Linked DNA regions of Homo sapiens: region 2 is linked to region 1. The links are chromatin loops, found by intact Hi-C in ENCODE. Cell type or tissue: chondrocyte. All regions are shown on one strand. Each heading gives the region's core, and the rest is flanking DNA. Links, peaks and the distances in the headings are about the cores only. Region 1 overlaps CD69 (CD69 molecule). Region 2 overlaps TMEM52B (transmembrane protein 52B).

What was found. Hi-C counts contacts between places; a loop is a spot of excess contacts. Peaks named below come from ENCODE experiments on the same cell type or tissue, not always from the same donor. Only the 100,000 strongest peaks of a DNase experiment are listed, where the experiment ranks them.
Region 2: it touches region 1 in a loop (4-fold over the local background); 12 of 110 quality-filtered maps call a loop at or near these places.

Annotation. Positions count from the first base shown.
Region 1 is chr12:9,740,942-9,757,336 of GRCh38, forward strand. It overlaps CD69 (CD69 molecule), which reads right to left. Exons shown (of 5, transcript NM_001781.2): 2 at 15,356-15,478; 3 at 14,121-14,320; 4 at 13,646-13,749; 5 at 11,545-12,648. The coding sequence ends at 12,540. Among named protein-coding and RNA genes, the nearest start is that of CD69, 12 kb to the right of the region's middle. RefSeq lists enhancers at 2,269-2,338, 2,359-2,428, 9,772-10,066 and a silencer at 10,527-10,606. In chondrocyte, for the core only: CTCF peaks have their summits at 7,640, 7,915 (motif pointing right), 9,992 (motif pointing right) and 10,230; no DNase peak of the experiment used is centred there.
Region 2 is chr12:10,184,721-10,201,115 of GRCh38, forward strand. It overlaps TMEM52B (transmembrane protein 52B), which reads left to right. Exons shown (of 5, transcript NM_001384896.1): 3 at 610-648; 4 at 1,700-1,869; 5 at 5,176-7,084. The coding sequence ends at 5,420. Among named protein-coding and RNA genes, the nearest start is that of TMEM52B, 14 kb to the left of the region's middle. RefSeq lists silencers at 11,557-11,757, 11,794-11,843. In chondrocyte, for the core only: CTCF peaks have their summits at 6,247 (motif pointing left) and 6,460; no DNase peak of the experiment used is centred there.

The sequences.
Region 1 (16,395 bases), core at 5,476-13,475:
TGGTGCATAGGGTCTCTGATGCTTTAGCGTCCAGGGAACTATGGCCTAAGTTACTGAACATAGTCCAAACTTTGTAGACATTTCTCATCTATGCCTAGTTGCTCCCAATCATTTTTTATTCTATTAAATGTTTTTATTAATATAATTTTTACTGAGACTTTAGAGAAAGCAGAAACAAATACATCTGTTGAATATTACAAATGTACCTGAAAGTACCCTATTGAATTTTTAGGTAGCCTTTGTTAGTTTGAGAATTAAAACAAAAAAACTTCACATCTATGAGAAAAAAAATCAGATATATTACTTTTAATGTTTTATTGAGTTTTCTTAAAGAGCAACCTAATTTAGAATATTAATCAATGAGTTTTCAAGGCCACTTGATATATACATGCCAAAAAGTTTCCATTCAGAGAAACATCGGGTTAGATTTGTATTAATAGATTAATTTTTATGAAATTTCATACAAAATTTATAAGATTTATATTGAATGTGTTAATTTATGTGGAAATATTCATATGAAAGTAGCAATCTTAATTTACACTAAACTTATAAATACAGTTTGATGATTTGATTAGCTAAAAGCTAACATTTACTAAGAACATTGTGTGTGTCAGGTATTGGCTCATTTAAGTCTTCTGGTATCACAACTGTAGGAGCTAGGCACCTTTATTATCCCATTTAAGTGCTGATGAGGAAAACAAGGTACTTCACTCAAAGTCACACAGAAGGATAGGAGTTGAGCAGAAATTTGAAACCAGATTACTTGACACCAAAGCCTATAAATACAATGGTTAAACTATATTGCTTTCCCTGAAACTGGAAGTTGAGATTAAAAATGATGTCCTCCCTTCAGGGAGCTGATTTTCTAGTATGTCAATAAGTAAGTAATTTACTGACAATTGATATACAAAACAAAAATGCCCCAACAGAGCACGCATGAGATTTTACCGCAGCCCACAGGTGCATCAGAGAGGAAGTGCCACTTGAAATAAGATGTTACATTGACATAAATAAGCATTTAGTTTTACTAAGAAACAGAGATGATGAATCAGTGGTCTAACCACACTGAAATGGGCGGTGAAGAAGCATTTTCAGGTTTTGCAGCAATTTGTGTTAGGCTGGTTTGTCTTTGTCATTCTAGGGTTTTAAAAAACTTCATACAAATGGAATCACACAATCTCGTGATCATTTATGTTTGGCTTCTTTGCTTATCAGTAGGTTTCTGATATTTGTTTGTGTTTTTGCATGTGTAACGGGTATAGTGCTTCTTGTATGGATGCTGCAACATTTATCTATTTTATAGTTGATGGACATCTGATTCCAATTCAGGGCTATTATGAATAAAACTGCTATGAATATTGATTCCTGTCTTTGGGTGCACATACATGTTTGTTTCTATTAACGAGTGAGTGGAATTCCTGGTTCACAGAGTATGCTGATGTGCAGCTTTAGTAGAGATGACCAAATTAAGATGGTTATTAATTTGAACTTCCTTCAGGTTTATGAACATTTCAGTTGATCTAAATTCTCACCAACCTTTGGTATTCTCAGATTTTATTTCTGTTTATTTCTTTAAAAATTTTAGATATTCTAGTTGGTGTGTAGTGACTCCTTTAAGTTTTTTCATTTCTCTGATGACGAATTTGAGTGTTTTGATAAGCTTTTTTGCCATTTTGGTGTCCTTTTTCTGGGAAATCACTTCTGTAGTCTTTTTCTCACTTAAACATTTGTTGTTGCCTGTCTTTTTAAACCGATTCATGAGTTTGAAAACTCTCACTCTCCCATTCTTTGCTGAGAGACTTTGCGTGCACTTGGGGGCACACCCTGGACCCTCAGCAAGCAGTTCGCTGTGCTGTTCCTTCACTTCCTGCACAGGCTGAGCTTCGAGGTCAGCCAGAGGTGAGAGCTTAGGTTCTTCTCAGGTAACTCCTGAACCTGTTTACAGCCCTGTACATTCACACTGCACAGGCTGAGCTTCGAGGTCAGCCAGAGGTGAGAGCTTAGGTTCTTGTCAGGTAACTCCTGAACCTGTATACAGCCCTGGACATTCACACTGCCCTGTGCTTTTGCACAACCTTCAAGATTCCAAGAAATATGTTGGAGATTTTGAAGCCTACTATAGACATCTCATTTCCAGTTTTTTTTTTTTTAAGTTTTCATCAGCTCTTTGTCTCAGTTTTTATTATATTGCTGCCTCCGGAAGTTAAACAATTATCCCTGGTGTTTTTGACAAACACCCTCAGAAATTATGGAAAGAGTAGACGAATTTAAATAGTCTGGAAGTGAGTAGGCAAGCTTCAGCAACAGTGCAAGCTGGAAGAAAAGGAGGTGTTCTGCCAGTAGGGGGCCCTGTGTGATTGAAGTTGCCATAAACTTTGACAAAAATGAAACCAGGCATTCAGCTTTAAATATATATATAATTTGAGACAGAGTCTCTCTCTGTCACCCAGGCTGGAGTGCAGTGGCAGGATCTCAGCTCGCTGCAACCTCCCCCTGCCAGGTTGAAGTGATTCTCTTGCCTCAGCCTCCCGAGTAGCTGGGATTATAAGCACCTGCCACCACGCCTGGCTAATTTTTGTATTTTTAGTAGAGGTGGGTTTTCACCATGTTGGCCAGGTTGGTCTCAAACTCCTGACTTCAGGTGATCCACTCGCCTTGGCCTCCCAAAGTGCTGGGATTACAGGCATGAGCCACCATTCCCATCCAACGTCCTATATTTTTGAGTGTCAAAATACGTCATGTTTTTCCAAAGTGTCAGATTGCCTGGCTGTGAAGCGTAGATCTGAAATTTAAAGACTTCCGGTAAAGCAATTATTTGTGACTTGGTTTTGTTACATATTAAATGAGATATTAGATCTAAGTCACAGGGCCGTTTTGGAGATTACATGAATTATATGTAAAACATTTAGTGTCTGGCATATAGAAACACTATAGAGATGTTATAATTATTGTCGTATTTTAATCATCCTTATTGTAATTACCGCCATCTGGTACACACTTTGTTACTTTTATTATTTTGGTGCTTTGGATAATACAGGGAGCAAGAGTGCTAAAACTTAGCAAAGTAGTGTGGGTTGAAGACCACATCATACAGAACCAGCGATAAATCAACAAGATATGACCAGTGGAGCAGACTGGAGCAACAGTTAAGAGAGAGAATTAATAAGCAACAAACAAGTTTTTAAGTACCCTCTGAGAATTCTCAGGATTACTCAGAAAAATATATTTTTAAAGGCAGAATGAGACTTCAAGTTATTTTATTTGGCTATTACAAAAAGTGTGGATAGCTTTTTTATTACAAAAAGGGTATTACCAACCCTCTTTCCACTGAGGACAATTGGAGAGTCTAGACAAAATGTTTCAAATCGTTAATTTAATTTAATTTAATTTTTTAGACTGGGTCCCACTCTGTCACGCAGGCTCAAGTACAGTGGTGCAATCACAGCTCACTGCAGCCTCAAACTCCTGGGCTCAAGCAATCCTCCCACCTTGGCCTCCCAAAGTGCTGGGATTACAGGCACGAGCCACTGCACTCAGCCTCAAACCATCATAAAGGCATCAATGAAATTACATGCTATTGAAAAATAAAACAATACTAATCCAAGAGATAACTGAAACCCAGAAATAAGAGCTGCTTTTCCAACAGAAAATCTTACAGATGAAAAAGCTAAGGAGTCAAGCAGGGCTCTTGGCAGTCTTCGGTGCTAGAGTAACTCCAGTCTCCAAGTAGGGGTGGGATGAAAAAATTAATAGTTCTAGTTAGTTCACCAAAAGCTGCACCCCAGACAAAATCTTCCGATCTTGACATCATTGGCACTTTGAGTCATATTATTCTTTCTTGCAGGGGCTGTGCAGCGCATCGTAAGATGTTTGGCAGCATCCTTTACTTTCATCCCGTAGATGCCAGTAGCCAGCCTCTTCCCCCATCTCACCTACCCTGACACTGACCCTTCACCAAGTCGAACAATCACAAATATGTCTAGACATTGCTAAATACCCTTTGAGGGATAAAATTACCCCATCCCAGGTAGAAAAACACTGCCCTAGGAATAAGACTAATCTAAGAGTAGATTGGCTCTTGAAGGAGGTGAAACTCACCTTCAAATCCTTTCCATTACTAAAACTGAAGGAAAGTTGATCGTAGATTGCTAATGGCTGTGATGATTTTCTAGAAGCACATTTACGTTCTTCCTGCAGGTACTTTTTTTGTCAAAGAAAAATTGCATCATACAAACTAAACAGGGAAGAAAGATTTTATTCAAGACCATTGTAATAGAAGAGAGTAATTGAATCCAATTATGCTGAAGTGGGAAGATGTTTAAATACTGGAGTGAGCTGGTGGAAAAGGACCAGAGCATGTTGAGGGGACTCTGGTCAATGTGATTAGGTCATCGGTAGTTGTTAATTGAAGCTCATTGAAGTGAGGTTCCTGTGCTTCCACAGAAGCCGGAAGTAGGGGCACTGTCTCGCTTGATGGTTACATTCCAAAAGCCTGGCTCCCAGGTCTTTGAGAAAGACATTCCTGGGCTGTAAAACTGGAAAGAGGCTGGGAGAAGATTTATGTTTCAAAGAAGCAGAGAAAGAATTTGTAATTACTTTCCTAAATGATCCAAGAAAAGAAAAATCATGGATTCACAGACAAAAAGAAGTCTGAGGGAAACATTAAGGCCATCTTGGTCAAAGAATATAACATGATTCTAGTTTTCAAATAATTACTATATTTTTTTCTTTTGTTTTGAGATGGAGTCTTGCTCTGTTGCCCAGGCTGGAATGCAGTGGCGTGATCCCAGCTCACTGCAACCTCCACCTCCCAGGTTTAAGGGATTCCGGTGTCTCAGCCTCCTGAGTAGCTGGGATTACGGGTTTATGCCACCATGCCTGGCTAAGTTTTGTTTTTTTAGTAGAGACAGGGTTTCACCATTATGGCAAGGCTGGTCTTGAACTCCTGATCTCAGGTGATCCGCCTGACTCGGCCTCCCAAAGTGCTGGGATTACAGGTGTGAGCCACTGTGCCTAGCCTCAGTTTTTTTCTTTTTTTCTTTTTTTTAAGACAAAAGTCCAGCACTCAACAACAACACGAAATAAATAACTGGGTACATAAATAGAAAAGATGACATTAAAAGTTACAAATAGAAATAACAGGCAGTGGTTAAGAAATTCCAAGGGCTCTAGAAAATGCAGTATCACACACAGACTTTAAAGTAAGCATGTTCAAATATTATTTCAAAAAATCAGATTTAAGTCAATACATATTTAAATTTTAAATAAATCATTTCTTAAATTTACATACCTATATAGTATTTAAAATGTAACAACATAAAATATTTTTAAAATACTAATATATTTAAAATGAACTCCTGGAAATAAAATGAATATATTAGAATTTGGACTGAAACTTGGAAAGTTTGAAAAAGGAGAAGATGGAAACTCTAGAACTAAAATCCACAGTAACTAAAATTAATTTCACAGAAGAAATAATTCTTAATCTAATAATATCTATTCTCAGCATCTCCCCCCAAAACAACCAGTCAACCTAACAAGTAAACAAAGCTAGAACAAACATTACAGTTAATGGTAGCATATTAAAAACTTTGCCTTTGACATTGGGAACAAGACAAGGTACTCACTGTTATCATTTCCACTTAACATCATTGTTCACGATGTTAACAGATACAATATGATTTTTAGGTTATAAAACTTTGGAAAGAAAAATACAGCACACATTTACCATGGATATGATTCTGTTTATAGAAAATCCAAGAAAATCTATCGATAAATTATTAGAAGTAATAAAGGAGTTTATAAGGCAGCTGGATACAAATTCAATATAAAAGAATCAATTGTATTTCTGTTTCTCAGAAACAAACTGAAAATAAAAATTTTTAAAGATACTATTTTTTTATATTGCTGCTGTAACAAATTACCACAAATTTAGCAGCTTAAAACGGCACATGATTATCTTGCGGTTTCTATAGCTCAGAAGTCCAGGCACAGTTGGTTTTCTGTTTAGGGTCCTATAAGGCCAAATTCGAGGACCTGGTTGTTTTCTGGAAGCTCTGGGGAAAAATCTGCTTTTAAGCTTGAAATAGTTTGGATGTTTGTCCTCTCCAAATCTCATGTTGAAATGTAATCCCAGTGTTGGAGAGGAGCCTTGGGGGATGTCTTTGGATCATGGGGAAGATCCCTCATGATGGCTTAGTGCTATCCCCTTGGTAATAAATGAGATCTCACTGTGAGTTCAGGCAAGATCTGGTGAGAGCATGTGGCACTTTCCCCCCGGCTCTCTTCACATGGTGGCTCCGCATTGCCATAATTGTAAGGTTCCTGAGGCCTCACCAAGAGCAAGTGCTAGAGTCATGACTGTGCAGCCTGCAGAACCATGAACCAATTAAACCTCTTTTCTTTATGAATTACCCATCCTCAGGTCTTCCTTCCTTCCCTCCCTTTCTTCCTCCTTTTTTCCCTGCCTCCCTCCTTTCCTTCCTTCCTTCCTTCCTTCCTTCCTTCCTTCCTTCCTTCCTTCCTTCCTTCTCTTCCTTCTTTTTCTTTCTTTCTTCTTTTTTACAGCATCCTCACTCTGTTGCCCTGGCTCTAGTGCAGTGGCAATCCCAGTCCACTGCAACCTCTACCTCCCAGGCTCAGGTGGTCCTTCCACCTCAAACTCCTATGTATCTGGGATGATAGGCACATGCCACCATGCCCGGCTAATTTTTGTATTTTTAGTAGAGACTGGGTTTCATCATGTTGTCCAGGCTGGTCTCGAACTCCTGAGCTCAAGGGATCCACCCACCTCGGCCTCCCAAAGTCCTGGGATAACAGGCATGATACACTGCACCTGGACAGGGAATTCTTTATAGCAATGCAAAAAAAGTGTAATACAAAGCTTCTTCAGGTTGTTAGCAAAACCAGTTTATTCGACTATAGTGCTGAAGTTTCCTTTTCTTCTTGGCTGAGGACTGAGAGCCTCTCTTAGCTTCTTAAGATCAACAGTCATTGTATTATTGATTTGTTGTCTAGGTACATGATAGATGATAGATAGATAGATAGATGATTGATAGATAGATAGATAGATAGATAGATAGATAGATAGATAGATAGATGATGGGGGTGGGGAGAGACAGATTCCTTTATCAATTATACGTGTTAGAATGTCTTCCACTCTGTGACGACTTGTCATTCTGTCCATGATGTCTTTTGAAAACTAGAAATCTGTAATTTTAAGTTTATAATGTGCAGATTTTTGTTTGTTGGTTTCAAGTTATTGGTAAGTATATGTAAAATAAGGAGAAAATAATGTGAACTTCAGGTCTCAGAACCTAGAAATTTGGAAGCAAGTCAACTTATGGTAATGTAGTTCTTTAGCATAGACGAAACACTTTTACATGCATTATTTTAATTACATTTTAAATTTGGCATTACAAATATTGAGAAATATGAATGGGGTGCAGCATTATCAAAGGTTAAGTTTTACTTTTCTAGATTATGCCATTTCCTTTATAACTAGAAAAAATACAAAATGTAGTGTTGAGAGAGTGGTGACTGCCACATCTTTCCACAAAAGAAACCAAGAATCATCATCCACACACACACAAGCCACTTGAGTGTAAAAAATAACCAAGATATATTTTAAAAATTTATTGTAAATTGACAAATTATAATTGTATCTATTTGTGGGGTATAATGTAGTGTTATTTGTACACAATGTGGAATGATTCAGTCAAGCTAATTACCATATCAATCACCATCAAATACTTATAATTTTTCATTGTGAGAACATTTGAAATTTATTTGCTTCGCGATTTTGAAATGTGCAATATATTATTGTTAATTATAGCCAGCAAGAAATTATTTTTTAATGTCCTTTGACAATGACTTAACACAGAAGTGCAGTAATCTCATACAGTCACTAGATGGCACTGCAGCTTTTGCAACAGAGATCTTTAAGACAGGCAGGAGGGGTTCTTGAAATAAACTCATTTTTCGTATTTGTAATTGGTCACCAGACAGTAGAGTCATGCTTTAAATAATAAAACTATTCCCTTTAAGAATTATATATTTGTATCTATTTAAAGAAAACACTTTTTCTTAAGAATAAAATAATTTCATTATAGGAAAATTCAAAATTGGCCGGGCGCGGTGGCTCACGCGGGTAATCCCGGCACTTTGAGAGTCTGAAGCCGGCGGATCACTTGACGTCAGGCGTTCGAGACCAGCTTGGCCAACATGGTGAAACCCCGTCTCTACTAAAAATACAAAAATTAGCCGGGCGTGGTGGTGCGCGCCTGTAATCCCAGCTACCCGGGACGCTGAGGCAGGAGAATTGCTTGAACCCGGGAGGCAGAAGCTGCAGTGAGCGGAGATCGAGCCACAGCATTCCAGCCTGGGCGACAGAGTGAGACTCGGAAAAAAAAAAAAAAGGAAAAAAAGAAGAAAGAAAGAAAGAAAAAAGAGAAAAGAAAAAGAAAGGAAAGAAAGAAAGAGATCCAAAATTATAGAAAAACATAAAGAAAATAAATACTTCCTATATTCCTCCTCCTCAGGGAAAACCACTGTGTTTACTTTAGTAGTTTTACTTTCTGTCAGCATATAGAAATATAAAACATGTTTTGTATATTTAATATTGAACAGGAAATAATCCTATTGTATATATTATTTTAAACTAGCAGCAATAATAGTTTGAGTATTCTTTCATATACATAAATGTTCTTCATTATTTTTTAATGTTGGGATAGCATTTCATCATGTAGGAGCATTATATTTATTTAACTAAATCTTTGGTTTTGGACAATTAGGTAGCTTCTGATTTTTCACTACTAGAAATATCCCTTTGATAAACATTTTTGTGGTTATGTCTTGCACATCCAAGATTATTTCTTTAAAATCTCCCTCCCTCCCCAGTAAGTATTGTCAAGCTGCTTTCCAAAGGGTAAAGGAAACCAGTTTACACCATCACCAGCAGTCGTTCTGGTCATATATTTCCCAATATTTTTCCCTGAAAAATCATTTACATTTTAATTTCAGTTATAATACATTTTCATGTGCAAAATCTAATCAAATTATGAAAATTGACAGCAAGCTTAAAAATATCATTTCTATATTAGTATCATACAATTTTTAAGTAGTTGAATACTGACTATAGCACCTAACAGTTCAATGGCATTTTAGCCTTTTTAAAAAGTTTTATCCAATCCCTACAATTATGTGAAATGTGCAGCTGATGTATTCCCCTTTCCAGAGGAAGAAATTGAAATTATGTTGAAAAAGCAACGCAAAACACGGATAACTGATAGTTTTATTTTACACATATTTATGTAACTATCCAAGATGAATGTAGCCTACAGAGTTAAAATTTTGATAATTAGCTAAAGGTTTGAATACAGGAGTATATCTTTAATATGCTTCCATAGCACCCTACGTTTTTCCTATTATAACATTCATCACACCATGTCAATTCATCTTGTTGTTTGTTTTACAAATAGACCACGAATTCCACAAGGCCAGTTGCCATGCGGAATTTGCTGAGTATTTTAACTCTGGTGTCCACCATAGTAGTAGGTGCTTACTTATAACTTGTGAAATGAAATTTTTAAAAGGCTTTCCAAAAACAAATACAAATAAGATATATTACGTAGAAATAGACATGTCGTGTAGAAACGCGGCTTTATGCCAATACTGGAAGTTTGAAGACATAGTGTTTCTAGTTCTAATAATCATCATGAGTATTTAATACATGCCTATGGTGTACTAGGGAGCCAGATAATGTTTTAAGTTTGTTTTCATGTACTAACTAATTTAACATCTAACTAATTTTAGCTGAATTTTGAACGAGTTCTGATAAAATAGCTAGTCAGCCCGCGCGTGGCAGAGATGAAACTCGGGCGGTCTGGCCCCCGTGCTTTGGGTCTCAGCAGCTCCACGCTCCACATAGATGTTTTGTAGGATCCTTAAAACAGAAGTGCAGTAATCTCGTATAACCACTAGATGGCACTGCAACTTTTGTAACAGGGGACTTAGCCGGGGGCAGGAGGGGTTCTTGAGACAAACCCATTTTTTATATTTGTCATTGGTCACTTGCAAGTAGAGTCATACTTTAAATAATAACATTATTCCCTTTAAGAATTGTATATTTTTTATCTATTTAAAGAAAACAGTTGTCCTTATGAATAAAATGACTTCAAATTATGTGTAAAAAATAACTCTGTTATCCGTGTTTTGCGTCGCTTTTTCAACATAATTTCAACTTCTTCCTCTGGAAAGGGAAATACATCAGCTGCTCATTTCACATAATTATAGGGATTCAATAAAATTATTTGTAAAAATGATAAAATTCATTGAATTGTTAGGTGATACAGTCAGTATTCAATGACTTAAAAATTGTGTCATACTAATATAGAAATATTTTTAAGCTTGCTCTCAATTTTCATAATTTGATTAGATTTATGCACATAAAAATATGTTATAACTAAAATATTAATCGCAAGACATTGTTTTCTAAGATGACTCGGGAGTAGATTGTTGGTAATGATAGAATATTACCGCTAGGAGGCTGCTTGTTTCTTTTTTCCCACAGCTGTGGGAACTCAGGAGCACAGAGGTCATTATTTTTCACTAAGCAGTGTCTGAAATCCACATTTCTGTTTGCCGTTTGCCAATAGTTTAGAGATACCATACACATCATACATTTCCAACAAGCAGAGAAGAATATTGCAAATTACATTTATAAAACAATTTTGAAGGTAATCAAATGTATTAGGCTATTCTTGCATTGCTATAAAAATATCTGAGACTGGGTAATTTATAAAGAAAAAAGGCTTAATTGGCTTACGGTTCTGCAGTTTTTACAAGCATAATGCTGACACTGCTCAGCTTCCGCGGAAGCTTAGGGAGCTTTTATGTATGTTGGAAGGTGAAGTGGAGTGGGAGCAGGCATGTCACATGGAGAAAGCAGGAAAGAGAGAGAGAAAGAGAGAGAGAGAGAGAGAAAGTGCTGCACACTTTGAAAAGACCAGATCTCCTGAGAACTCACTCAGGTGCAAGGAGACCATCAAGAGGATGATGCTAAACCATTCATGAGAGATTCGCTCCCATGATGTAATCACCTCCCACCAGGCCCCACCTCCAACAAAGGGGATTACAATGCGACATGAGATTTGGGCAGGGACACACATCCAAACTACATCATTGAGTTTTTTGCTGATTGAAATATCCCATGAAGATTATGCCTCTTTTCTATATATTGAATTATTTTACATAAATAACTAAAGTGTATGTAGCACCTCAGAATTGAACAAGATACTTTCAGAGCATTGACTATGAGGAGTAATTATTACAGAGCATCTGCTATATACAGAAAAATGGATATGGATACATACACCCTTTAGCATATAAGCATATGAAAACAATTTGATATGTATAAGCTATTATAAAACTAAGGGTTTTACTCTACATGGGATTTTTTCCTAAGTTATAGTAACTGTTTTCTGCTTTCTCATATAGTATATACTTTTTAATGTATTTTGAAGGAATGAACTTTCTTGGAAACCATTGTGTTTATTCTACTTTTATTTCACATATATAAAAACAGCTTATAATTGTACTGAACACAAAATACAAACAAATACATTTTATTGCACATAAAAATATTTTAAATGAAGTATTGAAGTATTGCACGTAATAGAATTGATTTAGGAAAGTCACAAACCTATTATAAGACTAGTATTATTCTAGGTCTGAAGATTACAGAATATTTCCTAATAGAGATTTGCCACATCACATATTGCACATTTTCCAACACTATTCTATGTCTTGCAAATATTCCTCATAGTCTTTGCTTATGTCTTTTCTCTGTAAGACACTGTATAAAAGATTATAAAGGCAAAGAAATATGTACCATCGAAAAGGACCTGTCTACAGCTGAGGAAGTAAAAAAATAAATACATGATCATCCCATTCTTTTTGGGGAAAAATAACAAAGTAAATTGGCAAATTTCTCTAAAAAGAGAGAAATATTACAAATCTTAGTTTCATAAGCATTTGTCCATTTATAAATGCTCCCTGAGTTTAAGGGATTCAATTAGACTAAAAACCTATGTTACCAGCCATAATTCCTTTGTTTACATTCAGTATCTAGTACCAACATCTAACTCCTTCCAATAGTGCAAATGCATGAAGGGCTCTCACTGTTGGTAGTCATTCAGCAATAAATAGTAAGTCCACGCCTAGTTATTTCATTATTTCTGGATTCAAAATAATATAAAGTGCATCCAAAGGTTGCATAGTCATTCTTCTCATTCTTGGGCATGGTTATTGGTCAACCTGTGATGCTTCTAGCTCATGGCAATAAAAGCCCACAGTGCAGATTTTCCTGGAATTTCTTCCTTTTTTTCCATAGTTCTGTTTGGAAGAAAATTCCCAAGACACTATAAAATTTTTTTTCACAAAGTCTCTATGGAAGACTTCGGACCACAGAGCAGCATCCACTGACACAGATTTCCTTGAGTTCCATTCTATAATAGTCAATAAGTGAACATGTTTCCTTATTATTTGTAAGGTTTGTTACATATCCAGTATAAATTCTTCTCACATTCCATGCTGCTGACCTCTGTGTTTTTCAGAAAAACACACTTGTCAGACCCTGTAACGTTGAACCTGTCAAACAATAAAAAAACTTAGAATTATTTTCAGCTCATTGTTTTCATTCAGTTACATGAGAATGAACTCGGAGATGGTGACCTCTGCTTCTTTTAAATTCTTAGTGGGATACACAAGTCAAATAATCATAGACTAATCTGTAGAGACAATGGACAAGAATTGAAAAAAAAATAGGATGTGGAGAAAAAATATGGAAGTAAGAGGAAAGCACGCCATTCATTTGGTTGGCATGGCACCAGATAAGTGATTCTTGGTCATTTCTGAGTTCATAGATTTTTCAATAAATAATTTCACAAAATTGTATGCATTCAACAGCCATGCATACTAGTGCATACAGCTTTAAGGGGTTTATGGCTCCTGAAGCCCATCTGTGGATATGGAGCCATAGGACAAATATTAGGAATCCCTTTTCTAGAAACCTGAATTTTAATCTCGATACTTTATCAGTATTATGATCAACAGCAAACTTATAAAATGATCTTCAAACATTAAATGTATTTTAACTAAAGGTAATGAAAATAGAGTATCTAATTCTGGGGCAAATTTTCTTTCAGGTGTATAGAAACTCATAATTAGGCATTGAAACTATTCTTTATTCTGTGGAGATGAAAACTGAGAAATAGTAAGAAGGATTTATTTTCCAGCAACTGTCTTATTAGTAAAGACTAAATGTGACATTGAAAATGGGTTTTTGTTGCATCATCATAATTATTATTGAAATATTTCCAAATTAACCAGATCTACTACTCACATTAGAGTTTGCTGAGAAAAATTACTATAAGCATTTATTTTATGTATTATAAGTGTGGATAAAGAAAAAGAATAATAATAAAGCCTGTTATTAAAGAATTCCAGAGTATACGCATTCAGAAGAGATTGTTAGAGCTCTTGAAGAGCTCAGCCTTTATATTTAAAGTGCTTTGAAAGGAGAAAAGGAAAGTGATTTTCCTGAGATGCCACCCTGGGGAATATAAAGAGACTTCTGGAGACTTACCAGTTGTTAAATTCTTTGCCATTTGACCACTTCCATGGGTGACCAGGTTCCTTTTTCAGTCCAACCCAGTGTTCCTCTCTACCTGCGTATCGTTTTAGAAAGTTCTTAAAGAAAGCACAAAGGAGTTTGTTACATTAAACACCCTTCTGGGGAAGTAGATAGTAAATCCTGTTTCTCAAAAGCTGCAACTTGAGGCATGACAGCTTATCTGACCATGTACTCATTCTATATAGGATCAGCATATTTGGATTTCTGGTCTTTGAAGCTAAGCAATCAAATCAAATTTAAAAGATTAAATTAAATCTCATTTTGACCTCAGGCTGATCATATGGTTCTCTGGGATGACATTTTCCTACATCTGAAATAGGTACAATGTTTGTTTGTTTGTTTGTTTTCTCCACTTAGAAACGGAAGGAAAGCACTGATTAGCCATATGAATTAAAATAGTAGTATTTTATCTTTTTTTTATTCTTACCATGTCCTTTTCAGAATCAATGACAGCAAGAGTAGCACCATGTTCAGAACAAGCATTTTGGGCTGAAGTCCAGCTCCTCTTCACAGTAGAAATAAAGTAGCATTTCCTCTGGTAGCCAACCCAGTCCTCAGAGCATGAAGAAACATGGCTGTCTGATGGCATTGAGAATGTGTATTGGCCTGGACAATTGTATTGGCCCACTGTGAACAGAAAAATGCTTTGTTTTAGTAACAAAAGAAACCAAATACCCACAGCATGCAAAACTAGCCTTAGGATGCTATGTTGTGCTAGGTGGTGATAAAGTAAAGGATAAAAGCTAAAAAGTAGAATTCTGAAAAGGGTATGAAGAAAGAAAGTTCTCAGGACCATATCTGATCTTCCATTGTGCCTAATCATCATTGGATGGAGATATGAGGATGAGGGGATGTACTTTTGGTCATAATGTCAGAAAATGACAGAAATATAGAACAATTCTGAAAATTTGGACTAGATATTTCTTTGGACTAGAAAGGATAAAGTGCATTATACATTTCAAATAAGGTTTTGAATCTGAATGCAGAGGCGGAAGAATTTGAAGATGCAGTATTTATAGCACTAGGCTGGAAAGATGGAGAGAGTAACTAACTTTTAGGGAACCAATTCAAAATACAGAAAGACATATGACTCAGAATATCTCAAAACAATGGTAAACATTCCCATTTGTAAAAGATACAAATATATCTTGGTACAGCTGGAGGTATTGAATACCAAATCACTACTGACTCTCTGGGAACTTTTAAATATAATCTTAATTATTCAGAACTACCATTCTGTGTCCTTTGAGATAAAACACAAAAGACTGGCCACTTCCTGATTAATCTATGGCTTTAGATACGATTTTTTTCCATAATCAATGAATGTGAAGTTCACATTTTTTTCTAGCTAAATAGGTATTTATTCAGAATTCAAATCAGCTCCCTTCATTCTAGATGTAAACATCTTTTCAAATGCAATTTTATTCTACAGTAATATATAAATCATAGATACTTTTAATACTTATAAAAGTATTACATTAATTATTCAAGGATTGTGGAATTATGTTTAGTATTGATTAGGAAATTGGCCATATATGGTACATGGGATGATTCTGAATTAGCTAGTTTCTGATTAACTAGACTAAACTAATATTGATTTCAGCTGGGCATGAATGCTTACAGCTAGGAGGCTTTGAAAGAATTGATGAAGTGTAGACCCACCTGATAAGGCAATGAGAGCTATGATTAAAATGGTGATGAAGACCACATTCATTACAGCACACAGGACAGGAACTTGGAAGGACCCTTCATGACGTGTTGAGAAATGGGGACTGGTGGCATCATCTGGAAGGGAGAAAGTTGATGATGAGTTCAGGCAGACTATAGAAGTACTATAGGAATATGCAACATTCTTTTGAGGCATTTAAACTTAATATTTCCTATCTCATTATATGAAATTTCCCCGTCTCTTTATAGAAATTTCTAAGTTAATTTACCCCCAATTTTGAGTGAATTTGAATAGTTTATTGTTGGCTTGAAATGAAACAATTCAAGCATAATGATGAGATTATAAAGTGTCTCCCCAAAATATTTACCTGACACATATGATTTATACACTTAGTAACTATGAAAATTCTAAGTATATAATCAGTTTGTTTTAATGATGATAAGAACGTTTATTAAATATGCACATGCCCCAGAAGACACATAAAAAAATTCTAGGGCATGGTGGCTCACACCTGTAATCTCAGCATTTTGGGAGGCCGAGGTGAGTGGATTGATCACCTGAGCTCAGGAGTTCAAGACCATCATGAGCAACATGGTGAAACCCTGTCTCCACCAAAAATACAAAAAATTAGCTGGTCATGGTGGCACGCACTTGTGTTCCCAGCTACTTGGGAGTCTGAAGTGGGAGGATCGCTTTAGCCTGGGAGGCAGAGGTTGCTGTGAGCGGAGATTGCACCACTGCACTCTAACCTGAGTGACAGAGTGAGACCTTGTCTAAAAAAATAAATAAATAAATAAATAAAAAATTCTAGCATAATTCCTTAATCTCCTTGTAGTTACTGTTTGAGAGAAATGATGTGAATGGGATAAATATGGATAATATCATAAAGTAAAATATTGAATTGCTATATAAATATCTGACATTAAAATGACTGAACAAAATTTTAAACGTGACAGTATTTTTTGGTGAAGTTGCTGCAGATGTGGAGCAACTGGAATTTTCAGATATTATTGGTGGGAGAGTAAATTGGAAA
Region 2 (16,395 bases), core at 1,925-9,924, 440 kb after region 1:
AACTGAAATTTTCTTTATGTTTACATTTTATTGACCTCAAATATACACAAGCCTTAAGTTTCACATCCATTTTCAAAGTTACTCTTTGTAAACTTGCATTCCAAGTTCTTTCTTAGTATTTTTTTTTTCTTTTTGAGATGGCGTCACCACGGCCGGCTAATTTTTGTATTTTTAGTAGAGATGGGGTTTCACTATGTTGGCCAGGCTGGTCTCCAACTCCTGACCTCGTGATCTGCCAGCCTTAGCCTCCCAAAGTGCTGGGATTACAGGCATGAGGCACCGCACCTGGCCCTTTCTTGGTCATTTTTATCATAAATGTTTGCAATAGGCACAGACATGTTTTCTATGGACACTTCTAATGATCACTAGTTTGTTTTATAATGATTTACAAAATGACTCAGACAATGCCATCTATAGTATAAAGTACTATTTAAAGCATATCATTTGGCAAAAGATTCAACTAGCTACAGTGAATTTTAAAAACATAACCCATGGTGCTTTATTTATAACAAGGTATCACATCATATTGTAACTCATATTTCTGAGTCTGGAGTTATAACAGGGATTGACTATATTTTTAATGTAGAAAACTTTATTCTTTCTTTATAGTTGCCTGACCACAGACTGGGTACATCTCTGGTATATATGGTAAGTTTCACTTATAATACCCAGAAAGACACTGTATTCCTCAAGGCCATTAAAAATGACAACCTGCCTACTTACTTAGCATCTCATGGAGTAAGATTTCATTACTTCATCACTACCTATGTGACAATATGTCAGGATTTCCTTTTTCAATACCATCTCCTCCGCAAACATCAAACCATTACTGTGTCCTTCCCTCGGAGTCTGTTCTAGAAATATCTCAACGAAGATTACTTTAGTGAATTAAAAAGCAGAGCCTGGCCGGGCGTGGTGGCTCACACCTGTAATCCCAACACTTTGGGAGGCTGAGGCAGGCAGATCACTTTGAGGCCAGGAGTTCGAGACCAGCCTGAGCAAAATAAAGAAACCCCCATCTCTATTAAAAATACAAAAAAAGTTGGGCGCGGTGGCTCACACCTGTAATCCTAGCACTTTGGGAGGCCGAGACAGTGGATTATCTGAGGTCAGGAGTTCAAGACCAGCCTGACCAACCTGGAGAAACTCCGTCTCTACTAAAAATACAAAATTAGCTGGGCGTGGTGGCACATGCCTGTAATCCCAGCTACTCAGGTGGTTGAGGCAGGAGAATCGATTGAACCCAGGAGGCAGAGGTTGCGGTGAGCTGAAATTGTGCCACTGCACTTCAGCCTGGGCAACAAGAGCAAAACTCTGTCTAAAAAAAAAAAAATTAGTCGAGTGTGGTGGCATGTGCCTATAGTACTGGCTACTCAGGAGGCTGAGATCGTGCCACTTCACTCCAGCCTGGGCAACAGAGCAAGACTCTGTCTCAGAAAAGAAAAAAGAAGCAGCCCCCCAAACTACCTTAAATGTCTTACTATTTGTTCTAATGAATTGACTTACTGCAGCTGACAAAATAAGGAGGTGTATCTATAAAGCAAAAGCCTTGAAATTAAAATTATAAATTAAAATATTTATAATTATTCTATAAAATGTTTAGACAAGAATCAAAACACAGACATTAAAGACTGGTTACAGCAGAGCTGGGAAAAAAGCCAGATCCCAGAGCTCCCACTCGCCCCGTGGGCTTTTGCAGGTTGCTAGTGGTAATTGGCGCGCTGCTTCTCCTGTGTGGCCTGACGTCCCTGTGCTTCCGCTGCTGCTGTCTGAGCCGCCAGCAAAATGGGGAAGATGGGGGCCCACCACCCTGTGAAGTGACCGTCATTGCTTTCGATCACGACAGCACTCTCCAGAGCACTATCACATGTGAGTACACTGAACTTTTAACCTGGGAGGAGGACCCAATTTAAGGGAATAATGAAAAGGGTGCAAAGGTGTAGAACCACTGATCGAGTAATATTAAAGATTCCAGGACTCACAATAATTTCCATTCCCAGAAGCCTGATGGTGCAGTGACCTGGGCTGTCACTGAAGCTGTGTTCTCAAGGGTCTGTCTGGCTCATGATAAAGAAAGAAGTGAAATATTGGAGGCTATTGGAAATATTGAATAGGAAGAATTAGCCAGTTTATAAATAGTTACTTTGCTAAAAACTATTTTGAACTCCAAACGGATGCCTTTTTCAAAACGTCTTGGATTTTGTGAAATCTACTTTTTCTATTATCTATACTATTTTATATTTTTAAAGAAATTAATGACATGTACTTTCAGTTCTTTATTCTTCAAGGCTTGATACACTAAATTTTAGCCTTAACATTTTCTCAATGATTATAAGACACTTTCCCTTTTCTTCTGTGGTTCTATTCTTTCCATGACGGTTTTTTTTTTTTTTTTTTTTTGAGATGGAGTCTTGTTCTGTCGCCCAGACTGGAGTGCAGTGGTGCAATCTCAGGCTCACTGCAACCTCCGCCTTCCGGGTTCAAGTAGTTCTCTCCCTTAGACTCCAGAGTAGCTGAGATTACAGGCACCTGCACCATGCCTGGCTAATTTTTGTATTTTTAGTAGACACGAGGTTTCACCATCTTGGCCAGGCTGGTCTCAAACTCCTGACCTTGTGATCCACCTGCCTCCGCCTCACAAAGGGCTGGGATTACAGGCGTGAGCCACCATGCCTGGCCAAAATGGTTACTTTCTTTTTTTGACACGGAGTCTCCCTCTGTTGCCCAGGCTGGAGTGCAGTGGTGGGAATCTCAGCTCACTGCAACCTCCGCCTCCTGGGTTGAAGAGATTCTCATGCCTCAGCCTCCTGAGTAGCTGGGATTACAAGCAGCCACCACCACACCAGGCTATATTTTTTTAAATTTTTATTTATTTATTTGTTTATTTTTATTATTGGTAGAGACAATTTACCATGTTGGCCAGGCTGGTCTCAAACTCCTGACCTCATGATTCACCTGCCTCTGTCTCCCAAAATGCTGAGATTACAAGCATAAGCCACTGTGCCTGGACTATGCTCTTTCCTAAAATTGAGGAGCAAGTACCAGTCAGAACACCAGCTGGCAAAATGTGGATATTTATTTTGAAAAGAGAGTGATGGCTGGGCGCAGTGGCTCATGCCTGTAATCCCAGAACTTTGGGAGGCTGAGGCAGGTGGCTTACTTGAAGTCAGGAGTTCGAGACCAAGCTGGTCAACATGGTGAAACCTCGTCTCTACTAAAAATACAAAAACTAGCCAGGCATGGTGGCACACACCTGCAATCCCAGCTACTTGGGAAGCTGAGGCGTGACACTCGCTTGAACCCGGGAGGCAAAGGTTGAAGTGAGCCGAGATCGTGCCACTGCACTCCAGCCTGGGTGAGCGACAGAGAAAGACCCTGTCTCAAAACAACAACAACAACAAAATAGAATGATATGATGTGTTGCTGTTCACCTTTCCTACCTCCCCTTTCTCACTGTCATCTTAGGAAAAAAGGATAACCAAGGCTGGGCACGGTGGCTCAGTCCAAGGCGGGCAGATCATCTGAGCTCAGGAGTTTGAGACCACCCTGGGCAACATGGTGAAACCCCGTCCCTATTAACGTACAAAATTTAGCTGGGCGTGGTGGCACGGGCTTGTAGTCCCAGCTACTCGGGAGGCTGAGGCACGAGAATCATTTGAGCCCAGGAGGCGGAGGTTTCAGTGAGCCGAGATGGCGCCACTTCACTCCAGCTTGGGCTACAGAGTGAGACACCATCAAAAAATAAAAAAGGAAAGAAAGAAAGAGAGAGAGGGAAGGAAGGAAGGAAGGAAGGAAGGAAGGAAGGAAGGAAGGAAGGAAAAGAAGAAAAAGAAAAAGAAAAAGAAAAAGAAAAAGAAAAAAGATAACTGGGCATGGTGGCTCATGCTTGTAATCCCAGAACTTTGGGAGGCCGAGGCAGGTGGATTATTTGAGGTCAGGAGATTGAGACCAGACTGGCCAACATGGTGAAACCCCACCTCTACTAAAAATACAAAAATTAGCCAGGCACTTTTGTTGGCCAGGCACGGTGGCTCACACCTGTAATCCCAGCACTTTGGGAGGCCGAAGCGGGTGGATCACAAGGTCAGGAGATCGAGACCATCCTGGCTAACGCAGTGAAACCCCATCTCTACTGAAAATACAAAAATTAGCTCGGCGTGGTGGCGGGCGCCTGTAGTCCCAGCTACTCAGGAGGCTGAGGCAGGAGAATGGCGAGAACCCGGGAGGCGGAGCTTGCAGTGAGCCGAGATCGCGCCACTGCACTCCAGCCTGGGCGACAGAGCGAGACTCCGTCTCAAAAAAAAAAAAAAAAAAAAAAAAAAAAAAAAAAATTAGCCAGGCACGTTGGCACATGCCTGTAATCCCAGCTACTCGGGAGGACGAGGCAGGAGAGAATTGTTTGAACCTGGGAGGTGGAGGTTGCAGCGACCCGAGATTGTGCCACTGCACTCCAACCTGGGTGACAGAGTGAGACACTGTCTAAAAAAAAAAAAAAAAAGAAAAGAGATGAGGTAAAAATAAATAATCCTAAGGAGTCTATAGTATCGGGGGCTGGGGGAAAGGGATCTAAGTCTGAAAGGGGAAAGGGCAGGGTTGAGTTGCAGGATGCAGAAACATTCTTGGCTGGGTGTGGTGGTTCACTCCTGTAATCCCAGCACTTTGGGAGGCCAAGGCGGGTGGATCACCTGAGGTCAGGAGTTCAAGACCAGCCTGGCCAACATAGTGAAACCCTGTCTCTACTAAAAATACAAAAATTACCTGGGCATGGTGGCGGGCGCCTGTAATCCCAGCTACTTGGGAGGCTGAGGCAGGAGAATCACTTGAATCCAGGAGGCGGAGGTTGCAATGAGCCAAGATCCACCATTGCACTCCAGCCTGGGCAACAAGAGCAAAACTCCGTCTCAAAAAAAAAAAAAAAAAAAGAGAGAGAGAGAGATACAGAAACATTCTTTAGATTATTTGAGGTTACCAGAGAAAACAGGTCCTTCTAGCAGAGCAGGAAGCTGGGTTGTAAACATGCTTCAAAGGATATTCATAAAATTTGGGGCAAGGAGTGACAATGAGTTTGGATACTTGTAAAAAATGAAGCGACAGTTAAGTGTGAAGTAAGTCTCTGCTGTCTGAGGGTGTCCTGTTTCCCTTAGTTTCTTAGCTCTGTTCCTTCTTTCTTCACAGCTCTGCAGTCGGTGTTTGGCCCTGCAGCTCGGAGGATCCTGGCTGTGGCTCACTCCCACAGCTCCCTGGGCCAGCTGCCCTCCTCTTTGGACACCCTCCCAGGGTATGAAGAAGCTCTTCACATGAGTCGCTTCACAGTAGCCATGTGCGGGCAGAAAGCACCTGATCTACCCCCAGTACCTGAAGAAAAGCAGCTGCCTCCAACAGAGAAGGAGTCGACTCGAATAGTTGACTCTTGGAACTGATGAGAGCTGTCATTTTATAAATAGGAGTGGAGTGATGTCCAGAGTCTGTGGGAAAATGGAACACATACTTTTCTAACCCTCAGAAGTTTTAAGATGGCATCTAACACCATCATTCTATGGGAAAGATGGTTCTTACTCTTCGTTCACAGGCCTTTATATCTTCCGATACAGAATGCTCTAATTGGGAACTCTAATTTTGTATCCAATGGCCAAAATCTGCAAGTAATCTCTAGCCACACTGATTACTACTAAACCAGGAAAGCATCAAGGTGTCTTGAATTCCTTTAACTATTGAGTGCATATAGAATTCCTGTACCCACATGATACTGCAAGTTGTGTCTCTCTCTGTCAGCGAATCCACTGCGGTTAACTGGAAAAGAAAGACAACAGTGTCAGCACAGCCATCGACATTAATGCACTGAATGCATGCATCTTTCCTCCTGAGACAGCAATCGATTTTACACCGAATGACAATGATCATCTTAGACAGCACAACATACCCACTCGGATATCTAAAAGCTAGGGATGGCATTGCTGATATGGGCAAAGAGAACACAGTATAGTATTTAAGTGCCAAATATCAGTCTTTCTTTCTCTCTGGTCCTACCCCTCAGCAGTATGAAAAACTCCATACTGTGCAGTCACAGTTGGATTAATTCTTCAGTTCCTCCGCACTGCAAACACATATATGTGCGCACATGCATGTATACCTGCACCCTGTTTTAACTCTAAAGGAATAGTGTTGCTTTACTTCTTTCCTGTTTTGCCTGGACCACTTAAAGCCACAACACCTCTATAGTGACACACGCTAGTCTCTAGTGGTGGCCCTCACTGCCACCTAGAGGAGCCATGGTGGAAAACACACTCTCTCCTTTGAGCCTATCTGCACATCTCTCGAGTTCTTGGAGCAAAAACTAAATGCTGAACTAAGCCTGGTTGAGATGCTTCCCATGGACCATGCCGCAGCACAGTGCTAATCTATCCACAAAACATACCACCTCCCAAAGTATTATTATTGGAAAATCGAGGAAGTGACGCACATTTAGGGAAAAACTACTCACCTTAGAAAAGTCACTGAAATCCTTTTTTTTTTTTTTGAGATGGAGTTTTGCTCTTGTAGCCCAGGCTGGGATGCAATGGCATGGTCTCAGCTCACTGTAACCTCCACCTCCCGGATTCAAGCAATTCTTCTGCCTCAGCTTCCCGACTAGCTGGGATTACAGCTGCCTGCCACCGTGCCCAGCTAATTTTTGTATTTTTAGTGGAGAGGGGGTTTCACCATGTTGGCCAGTCTGGTCTAGAACTCCTGACGTCAGGTGATCCGCCCACCTTGGCCTCCCAAAGTGCTGGAATTAGAGGCCTGACCCCCTGCTCCTGGCCTGAAATCTTTAAAGCCGTTTTTTCCCTAAAAAATGGGAAATAATAACACCTCAGAAGGTTTTTGTGAAGATCAAAGAAGCTAAATATATGTGGCATGATTTGTAAAGTGTTATGCATATGTATGTTATTCTTCCTACTGTCTTCTAACCTTCCCTTGCCTGCTATGACTTATCTGAGAGCCATGTTCCCATTTATCTTTTTGCCAACTATGTTACTGTTGTCACACCTGAAATGGCTTTGTTTTTATCAATAAATACTTGTTGATTGCGGTAAACAGCAACAGATATAAGTGATTCCTCGTAATATGTTCTGGGTAGAGGTAAGGAATATTTGAGAAAACTAATTGTTTATTAGGCAATTAATTAACTCCAGAACTCAAGGAGGCAACACAGAGCCAAGAATTGGCTGATTATGCAGCTCCTTGTTAACTACATTCTTGGAATGCTCACTCAGCCCGGAGGGAAAAATGTTCTGAGTATAACCTGCTGGGGATCTGAAATTATCCTGAGTCATTTAACAAATTGGCTCTGGGAATTATTGAAATGCATGAATTGCTAATAGCGCCTGAAGGGACCTTGTTTTACTGCTGCCAAATGAGTCATTTAGTCATCAAAGACACATTCCAAAAGACATTCTAGGCTCTTCTATTAAGGCACCAGGACATCACAGACTTGGCAAAGGTAAAATGTTCATTGGCATTAGAATATCTTGGGGGAAATCTTGCCTATAATGTCTTATCCTAAAGGATAAGACATAATGTCTATTCCTAAAGGAATCTCTCTTCCCCACATCCACTCCCTAGCCCCTACCACCTTATTTGAAATATAGAATCACTTCCAACCATGACATGCTACTACCCTGTCCCCTGTGTCCATCCCATAGTGTGCCTTTTCCTCATCTGCTTCACATGTGCTGCTCCTCAGTCACATGGAGTCTCTCACTCCCGTAACTCCCCCATTTGGTCACTAGTTATTTGTACCCCTTTGGCCTCAATTCTTTCTATACTGAATCTAATACATCTGTTAATCACCTCCATCACCATCATTATTGTTCTCAATTTTTTAAAATCCTTTTTAACTTTCTTCACATCTACTCTTTAAACACTGGCTCGGCTGGGCACAGTGGCTCACGCCTGTAATCCCAGCACTTTGGGAGGCCGAGGTGGGTGGATCACTTGAAGTCAGGAATTCCAGACCATCCTGGCCAACATGGTGTAACCCCGTCTCTACTAAAAATACAAAAATTAGCCGGGCGTGGTGGTGCGGGCCTGTAGTCCCAGCTACTCGGGAGGCTGAGGCAGGAGAATCGCTTGAACCTGGGAGGTGGAGGTTGCAGTGAGCTGAGATCATGCCACTGCACTCTAGCCTGGGCAATAAGAGCAAAACTCTATCTCAAAAAAAATAATAAATAAATAAATAAATACATACATAAATAAATAATTTGAGTTGTGCTTGCATTACAATCATTTAACAGGTTTTATGTGTGTTCAGCAAGTATGATTTAAGAAATTACGTACCAACTGGGCACGGCGGCTCATGCCTGCAATCCCAGCACTTTGGGAGGCCGAAGAGGGCGGATCACAAGGTCAGGAGTTCGAGACCAGCCCGACCAACATGGTGAAACCCCGTCTCTACTAAAAATACAAAAATTAGCTGGGCGTGGTGGCACGTGCCTGTAATCCCAGCTACTCAGGAGACAGAGGCAGAAGAATCGCTTGAACCAGGGAGGCGGAGGTTGCAGTGAGCCGAAATCGCACCATTGCACTCCAGCCTGGGCAACAGAGCAAGACTTTGTCTCCAAAAACAAAAAAAAAAGAAAGAAAGAAAAGAAATTTTGTACCAAGAATAGTGTAGAGCATGCAAAACAAACAGGGCCTCTGCCTCTGGGTCTTCACAGAGTTTATATCTTCACAGAGTTAAATTTTTAGGAATATTAAGAAAAACCAAGATAAAATAGTAGCAGATTTATAAATACAAAGAGCTAAACAAAGACTGAAAGGGGACAACAGATAGGAGAGGGTAGAGGATACTTGGGAGAAGCAAAGTAAAAGAAAAGCATTTTCAAAGATAAGAAAAGCCTTGGTAAATCTGGGAAACTTAAGAAAAAAAAAAGAAAAAGAAAAAGAGTAGAGGCTGGGTGCGGTGGCTCACGCCTATAATCCCAGCACTTTGGGAGGCCAAGGAGGGTGGATTATTTGAGGTCAGGCATTCAAGACCAGCCTGGCCAATATGGTGAAACCCCATATCTACTAAAAATACAAAAATTAGTGGGGTGTGGTGGCACACGGCTATAGTCCCAGCTACTCTGGAGGCTGAGCCAGGAGAATTGCTTGAACCCAGGAGGCAGAGGTTGCAGTGAGCTGAGATAGTGCCACTGCACTCCAGCCTGGGCAACAAAGCAAGACTCTGTCAAAAAGAAAAAAAAAAGAGAGAGAGAGAGTAGAGTAGCTGATTACAGGGAGCGAGGGAGACAGCTACAGGAAACAAAGTTCAAGAGGAAGGAGAGAGACCTTGCGGACCAGAAGTCTGGACTATATTTTACATGTATTGAGAAGCGGTGGAAGGATTTTTTTTTTTTTTTTTTTTTTGCAGAGTTGCCCTCCTGTTGCCCAGGCTGGAGTGCAGTGGCGCGATCTCGGCTCAATGCAACCTCCGCCTCCTGGGTTCAAGTGGTTCACCTGCCTCAGCCTCCCAAGTAGCTGGAGCTACAGGCATGAGCCACCACACCCAGCTAATTTTTGTATTTTTAGTAGAGACGGGGTTTTACTATGTTGGCCAGACTGATCTCCAGCTCCTGACCTCAGGTGATTCATCTGTCTCAACCTCCCAAACTGCTGGGATTACAGGCATGAGCCACTGCGTCTGGCCTGTGGAAGGATTTTAAATAAGTCACTTGATGCAATTTGAATTTTAAGACAATGACTCTCAATGCTACAGGAGAATGGAGTGGAGTGGGAAAGTCAGAAGGTCAGAAGTCAAAGATCAGAAGATCAGGGAAAGTCTTCAGAGGTACTGAAGAATAGTGGATAAGAGATGATTGTGGATAGGATGGGTGTGGTGGGAATAAAGGGAGAGAGAGAGATAAATGTAGGAATTTGAGAGATATATTGGAGATAGGATCATCAGGACTTGCAGCTGAATTGGAGAGGAAAATGTATTAAGGAAAGGAAAGGAAGTGAAGAATGACTTCTAGATCATTTACCTGAGCTGATGCATGGAAAGTACAGCTATTTATTAGTATGGAGAAGACTGGAGGAAGACCAGATTCAGGAGAAAATTTAAACAGTGATTTCTAAAAGTGAGGAATAAGGCATTCGCTGGTGAAATATGTACCAAGTTAATCTAAGCTAAGTCCTACTGCACCAAACAGTAAAAAAAAAGCTCAAACTTGCTAATGGAATAAGTCAAAGTTTTCCTTGGAATTGAATGAGGAAAGCCTCAATTCATGAAAAAGAAAAAGAAATTTTACATTAGTCATTTAGCTTTGTAATGTTTTTAAGATAATTCACTGGAGACTGCATGGAAACTGTTGGTTACGCCTCTCTGAGACTCTGGGGTTTAGACAGGAGGATATAAGTTTGGAAGCTATCAAGTTAAAATGTATATTCATATATATGGACATGAATGAGATCATCTCTCCCCATCCTCACCCTCTTGATCTTTTTCCCTCTCACTCCTTTAATTTTTCACTTTCTACCAGTTTCTTCCCTTTAGCATATAGTAGTTTAGTATGACTTGTATACCGTAAAGGGAGAGCAGCGCATGAAGTTGAAGTGGCACACTGCTCAGCCTCGCACCAGGCAATTCGGCAACTGAACTTGAAGACAATGAGGTGTGACTTAACATTTTATTTGCAGGAAAGCTCCATTATGTGATCAATTTTTAAGAAACATACCCTGATGAAAGTTTGAGGTCTTAGCTGAAATGTGAGGAAGGCAGATCTTAATCCTGACTAGGAGCATATTGTAAAGCTGGAAACCATCATTCTCAGTAAACTATCGCAAGGACAAAAAACCAAACACTGCATGTTCTCACTCATAGGTGGGAATTGAACAATGAGAACACATGGACACAGGAAGGGGAACATCACATGCTGGGGACTGTTGTGGGGTGGGGGGAGGGGGGAGAGATAGCATTAGGAGATATACCTAATGCTAAATGACGAGTTAATGGGTGCAGCACACCAACATGGCACATGTATACATATGTAACAAACCTGAATGTTGTGTATGTGTACCCTAAAATTTAAAGTATAATAATAATAAAATAATAAAATAAAAAATAAAATCCTAGTTAAAAATGGGGAGCTTGCAGGGCGCAGTGGCTCACGCCTGTTATCCCAGCACTTTGGGATGCCGAGGCGGGTGGATCACCTGAGGTCAGGAGTTCGAGACCAGCCTGGCCAACATAGTGAAACCCTGTCTTTACTAAATATACAAAAATTAGCTGGGCATTGTGGCACACGCCTGTAATCCCAGATACTCGGGAGGCTGAGGCAGGAGAATCACTTGAACCCAGGAGATAGGGGTTGATGTGAGCCAAGCTCATACCACTGCACTCCAGCCTGGGTGGCAGAGCAAGACTCTGTCTCAAAAAAAAAAAAAAAATGATGATGATGAGCATGAAAAGGAACATTGAGGTGGTGGTAAAATGATGTTCTTTTTTTTTTTTTCCAACAGAATTCTAAGCTGTGCTCAATTGAAAAAAAAAAAAAGTAACAGTGGTTAAAAACATGATTTTTAACACAATTGTTCTCTAGGTCTCTCCTATAATTTTAAGCAGAGGAAATTCACTGGCCCCTCTTTCTCAGCTCAAATAACATAAATATGCACAAACCCTCCGAGCAGGGCAGCTCCAATCTGCGGTCTTTTCAACTTACTGTCAAGGGTGATTACACTGGACAGAAAACCACATCCTCTATCGCCTTTTTTATTTTGAGACAGAGTCTCGCTCTGTCGCCCAGGCTGAAGTGCAGTGGCATGATCTCCTCTCAGTGCAGCCTCCGCCTACTGGGTTCAAGCGATTCTCCTGCCTCAACCTCCCGAGTAGCTGGGACTACAGGCGTGCACCACCACGCCCTGCTAATTGTGTGTGTGTGTGTGCGTGTGTGTGTGTTTTCAGTAGAGATGGGTTTTGTCATGTTGGCCAGGCTGGTCTCAAACTCCTGGCCTCAAGCAATCCACCCACCTCAGCCTTCCAAAGTGCTGGGATGACAGGCATGAGCCACCGTGCCCGGCCCTCCTATCATTTTTTGCTTGTGAGGACTAAGCTCTGATTTTTAAATCTTACCCTAATTCCTATCTAAGGAGTCTAGGGAGTCATGCCCTACTAACCATAAATTCTCATCAGATGGATTTTATTTAACCCTGTATATCATGACTTACTTTCCCATCTGACTCTGGCATAACATGTGACAAAGAAGAAAGTCAAAATATTTTACCCCAAAACATGTTTCTTTGCCACATTTTGAAATGGCCCTGCAAAGCTGTCCTTTGTGGGGGAAAATTTGCATCCGTAAAGAATCTCAGCCAGCTGCAGTGGCTCATGCTTGTAATCCCAGCACTTTGGGAGGCTGAGGCGGGCAGATCAACTAAGGTCAGGAGTTCAAGACCAGCCTGGCCAACATGGTGAAACCCCTGTCTCTACTAAAAATATAAAAATTAGCCCAGAGTGGTGGCATGCACCTGTAATCAATCCCAGCTTATAGTGGGAGGCTGAGGCAGGAGAATTGCTTGAACCTGGGAGGCCGAGGTTGCAGTGTACCGAGATTGTGCCATTGCACTCCAGCTTGGGCAAAAAGAGCGAAACTGTCTCAATAATAATAATAATAATAATAATCTCTATTAACATAGCTAGATCTTTTCTTCCAGGCCCTCCCAATCCTAAAGAGATTAACTAAGAGTCTAGCACCTTTTAAATATCTGAATAGAAAATCATTGTCATCTATTGTCTCTAAGGACAGCCACTATAAGACTTCAAAAGAACCTTGGTCTCTACAATCTTTTATTTTAACATGAACATTTCCTTTCTATGGATCCCAGGTCTTTAGACAAACTCAACAAATTGTCAACCAGAAAATGTTTAAATTTGGAAGCCCCCCCGCCACACCCCACCGGCTTTGAGTTGTCCCACCTTTCTGGACCAAACCAATATATTACTTAAATGTGTTTGGTTGACATCTCATGCCTACCTAAAATGTATAAAACCAAGCTGCACCCCGACCACCTTGGGCACATGTCCTCAGGACTTCCTGGGGGCTGTGTCATGGGCCATAGTCACTCATATTTGGCTCAGAATAAATCTTTTCAAGTATTTTACAGAGTTTGACTCTTTTTGTCGACTCTTGCTAAAACCAAAACTATTGGAGTCAGGGCTGCGTCCAGTGTGTTGTCAATTTCTGAAAGAAGATGTTGACACATGCATAGCAGTAGGAAGTGACCCTGACAGCATAAAGCTCCTAATCTGTGCGGGAAAACTGAAAGATGAACCTCTACTAAATTTACACAAGGGCAAACTCTCCTTCAGTGGGGAGGCTGGGTCTGACACATTCTGTGGCTGTGATGACCTAGTTGTCGGTGGTTTACAGGCAAATACGACAGTATAGAGTGCTTTGCAGTAGCCCGTTTTCCCTCCAGGTCTAGCTCAGGAACTGCAGCATCAGTTCTAATTGAGTTGGCCTTGTAGGTATGGCTATAAGATCTTTATTTATTTTTTAATTTTTTAATTTAATTTATTTATTTATTTATTTTTTGAGATAGAGTTTCGCTCTCGTTGCCCAGGCTGGAGTGCAATGGCACGATCTCAGCTCACCACAACCTCTGCCTCCCAGGTTCAAGCGATTCTCCTGCCTCAGCCTCCCTAGTAGTTGGGATTACAGGCATGCACCACCATGCCCAGCTAATTTTGTATTTTTAGTAGAGACGGGGTTTCTCCATGTTGGACAGGCTGGTCTCAAACTTCCCACCTCAGGTAATCCGCCCGCCTCGGCCTCCCAAAGTGCTGGGATTACAGGCGTGAGCCACTGTGCCCGGCCCGGCTATAAGAACTTTATCAGAGGGACTGATTAGTTAATCTGTTAAGCGTTTACTTGCATATGAGAGTATGGAAATAAAGCAGAAACAGGAATTGTTTAACAAATTTAAGTGGCAGGAGATTAAAATGGCAAAGTCTGGGGAAGGTATGCTTTGTTTTCTTTTCCTTGGGTAAAGTAGCTTGGCTGGAAGGTAACAAAGAAGTCAGTGTGGGACATCTGCCGTTGAGCAAGCCAACTGGGAAAATGATTTCAGTGATTTATGGATTGTCTAAGATACATGGAGAGTTCAACTGTGGAAAATATGTGACATGCTATCACTGAGTAGTGGTGGCCAGTGTCTTCCATTGGCATCTCCACCTTGGTTAACCCAGAATTGTGCTATTTCCCACCCCAGGGTGCCTCACAACTTTGGGAGTCTGGGAAGGGTACTATGAAAGTAAGCAGTGTAGGACCGGGCCCGGTGGCTCACGCCTGTAATCCCAGCACTTTGGGAGGCCGAGGCGGGCGGATCACGAGGTCAGGAGATCGAGACCATCTTGGCCAAGATGGTGAAACCCCATCTCTACTAAACATACAAAAATTAGCCAGGCCTGGTGGCATGCGCCTGTAGTCCCAGCTACTCGGGAGGCTGAGGCAGGAGAATCGCTTGAACCCGGGAGGCGGAGGTTGCAATGAGCCAAGATCACATTACTGCACTCCAGCCTGGGCAACAGAGTGAGACCCCGTCTCAAAAAAAAAAAGTAAGCAGTGTTGAAATCTAAAGGATAATTGAATTTTAAACATTAATTACATGGTGTAATGGCATTTTCTGTTTATAAAAAAAGATAGAAAAAAATGAGAATGTGAATCATGGAGACTGGTAACAATTCCAGGAGTGATGTGATAGGAATTAATCTGGAAGACAGGTTCACTTCTTTTTTTTTTTCTTAAGACAGAGTCTTGCTCTGTCACCCAGGCTGGAGTGCAGTGGCCCAATCTTGGCTCACTGCAAGCTCCATCTCCCAGGTTCACGCCATTCTCCTGCCTCAGCCTCCCGAGTAGCTGGGACTACAGGCGTCTGCCACCATGCCTGGCTAATTTTTTGTATTTTTAGTAGAGACAGGGTTTCACCGTGTTAGCCAGGATGGTCTCGATCTCCCGACCTTGTGATCCACCCGCCTCAGCCACCCAAAGTGCTGGGATTACAGGCGTGAGCCACTGCGGCCGGCCTGGTTGGCTTCTTTTTATGGAAGGCATTAAATGTGAGCTTCAGCAGTTTGGACTTTATCCTGCAGTCAATGAAAGCCATCGCAAGTTCTTGAAGAGGAAAAGGGGATAATGTAACTTTTAAGATGCTTTGGTTGTCACTAAAAGATGAATAAGAGAAGTAAAATACAGGAGACAGGGTGACCATTATGGCTACAGAGCTACCGCAGAGGCAATGTCTCTTTAATTTCTATGATAAAATCTTACTTATGGACAAAAGTTATGAAATAAGGCAGACTCAGTTAACGCCTCTTCTCTCTCAGCCTCCCAGTACCAAACCTTAAATTGTTTATGTTGCCTTTTGGTTCTTGCTATTCCTGTTTGATAAATGATGTCAGTGCTACAAGTATCTAGACTTTTCTTTAATCCCACTTTGTATATCAAACTTGCCTATACAGTATCTCTCTTGTGTGCTCTTCTCTTACACTGTAGTTAGGACCTGCTCTCCCCTCCAATATTAATACTAATTACCATAAGTGGTAAGGTTGAATACTATCCTCTCTCTCCCAAAGAGTTGTAACTTCAAACTCAGTAAATACCAAAGTTGATAAATGCAAATCCAATTCAATGAGAACAAAAGTTAATTAAGAGGACGGGTACGGTGGTTCACATCTGTAATCCTAGCACTTTGGGAGGCCAAGGCAGGCAGATCACTTGAGGTCAGGAGTTCAAGACCAGCCTGGCCAACATGGTGAAACCCCTGTCTCTACTAAAAATACAAAATTAGCCAGGCGTGGTGGCACTCGCCTGTAATCTCAGCTACTTGGGAGGCTGAGGCAGGAGAAGCACTTGAATCCGGGAGGTGGAAGTTGCAATGAGCTGAGATTGCACCACTGCACTCCAGCCTGGGCAAAAAGAGCAAAACTCTATCTCAAAAAAAAAAAAAAAAAAAGAAGAAGAAGAAGGTTCATTAAGGGTCAAATAATTTGGCTGGGCACAGTGGCTCATGCCTGTAATCCCAACACTTTGGGAGGCTGAGGCAGGCGGATCACCTGAGGTCAGGAGTTGGAGACCAGCCTGACCAACACGGTAAAACCCCATCTCTACTAAAAATACAAAAATTAGCTGGGTGTGGTGATGCGTGCTTGTAGTCCCAGCTACTTGAGAGGCTGAGGCAGGAGAATCATTTGAACCTGGGAGGCAGATTGAAGTAAGCCAAGATAGTGCCACTGCACTCCAGCCTGGAGGACAGAGTGAAACTACGTCTCAAAAAAAAAAAAAAAAGAGTCAAATAATTGGTTAGTAATCACAGCCATTTGAATGCCAACTGTGCACCTAATGCATTATGTCACTTAATTCTCCAAACTCCCATTTTTTA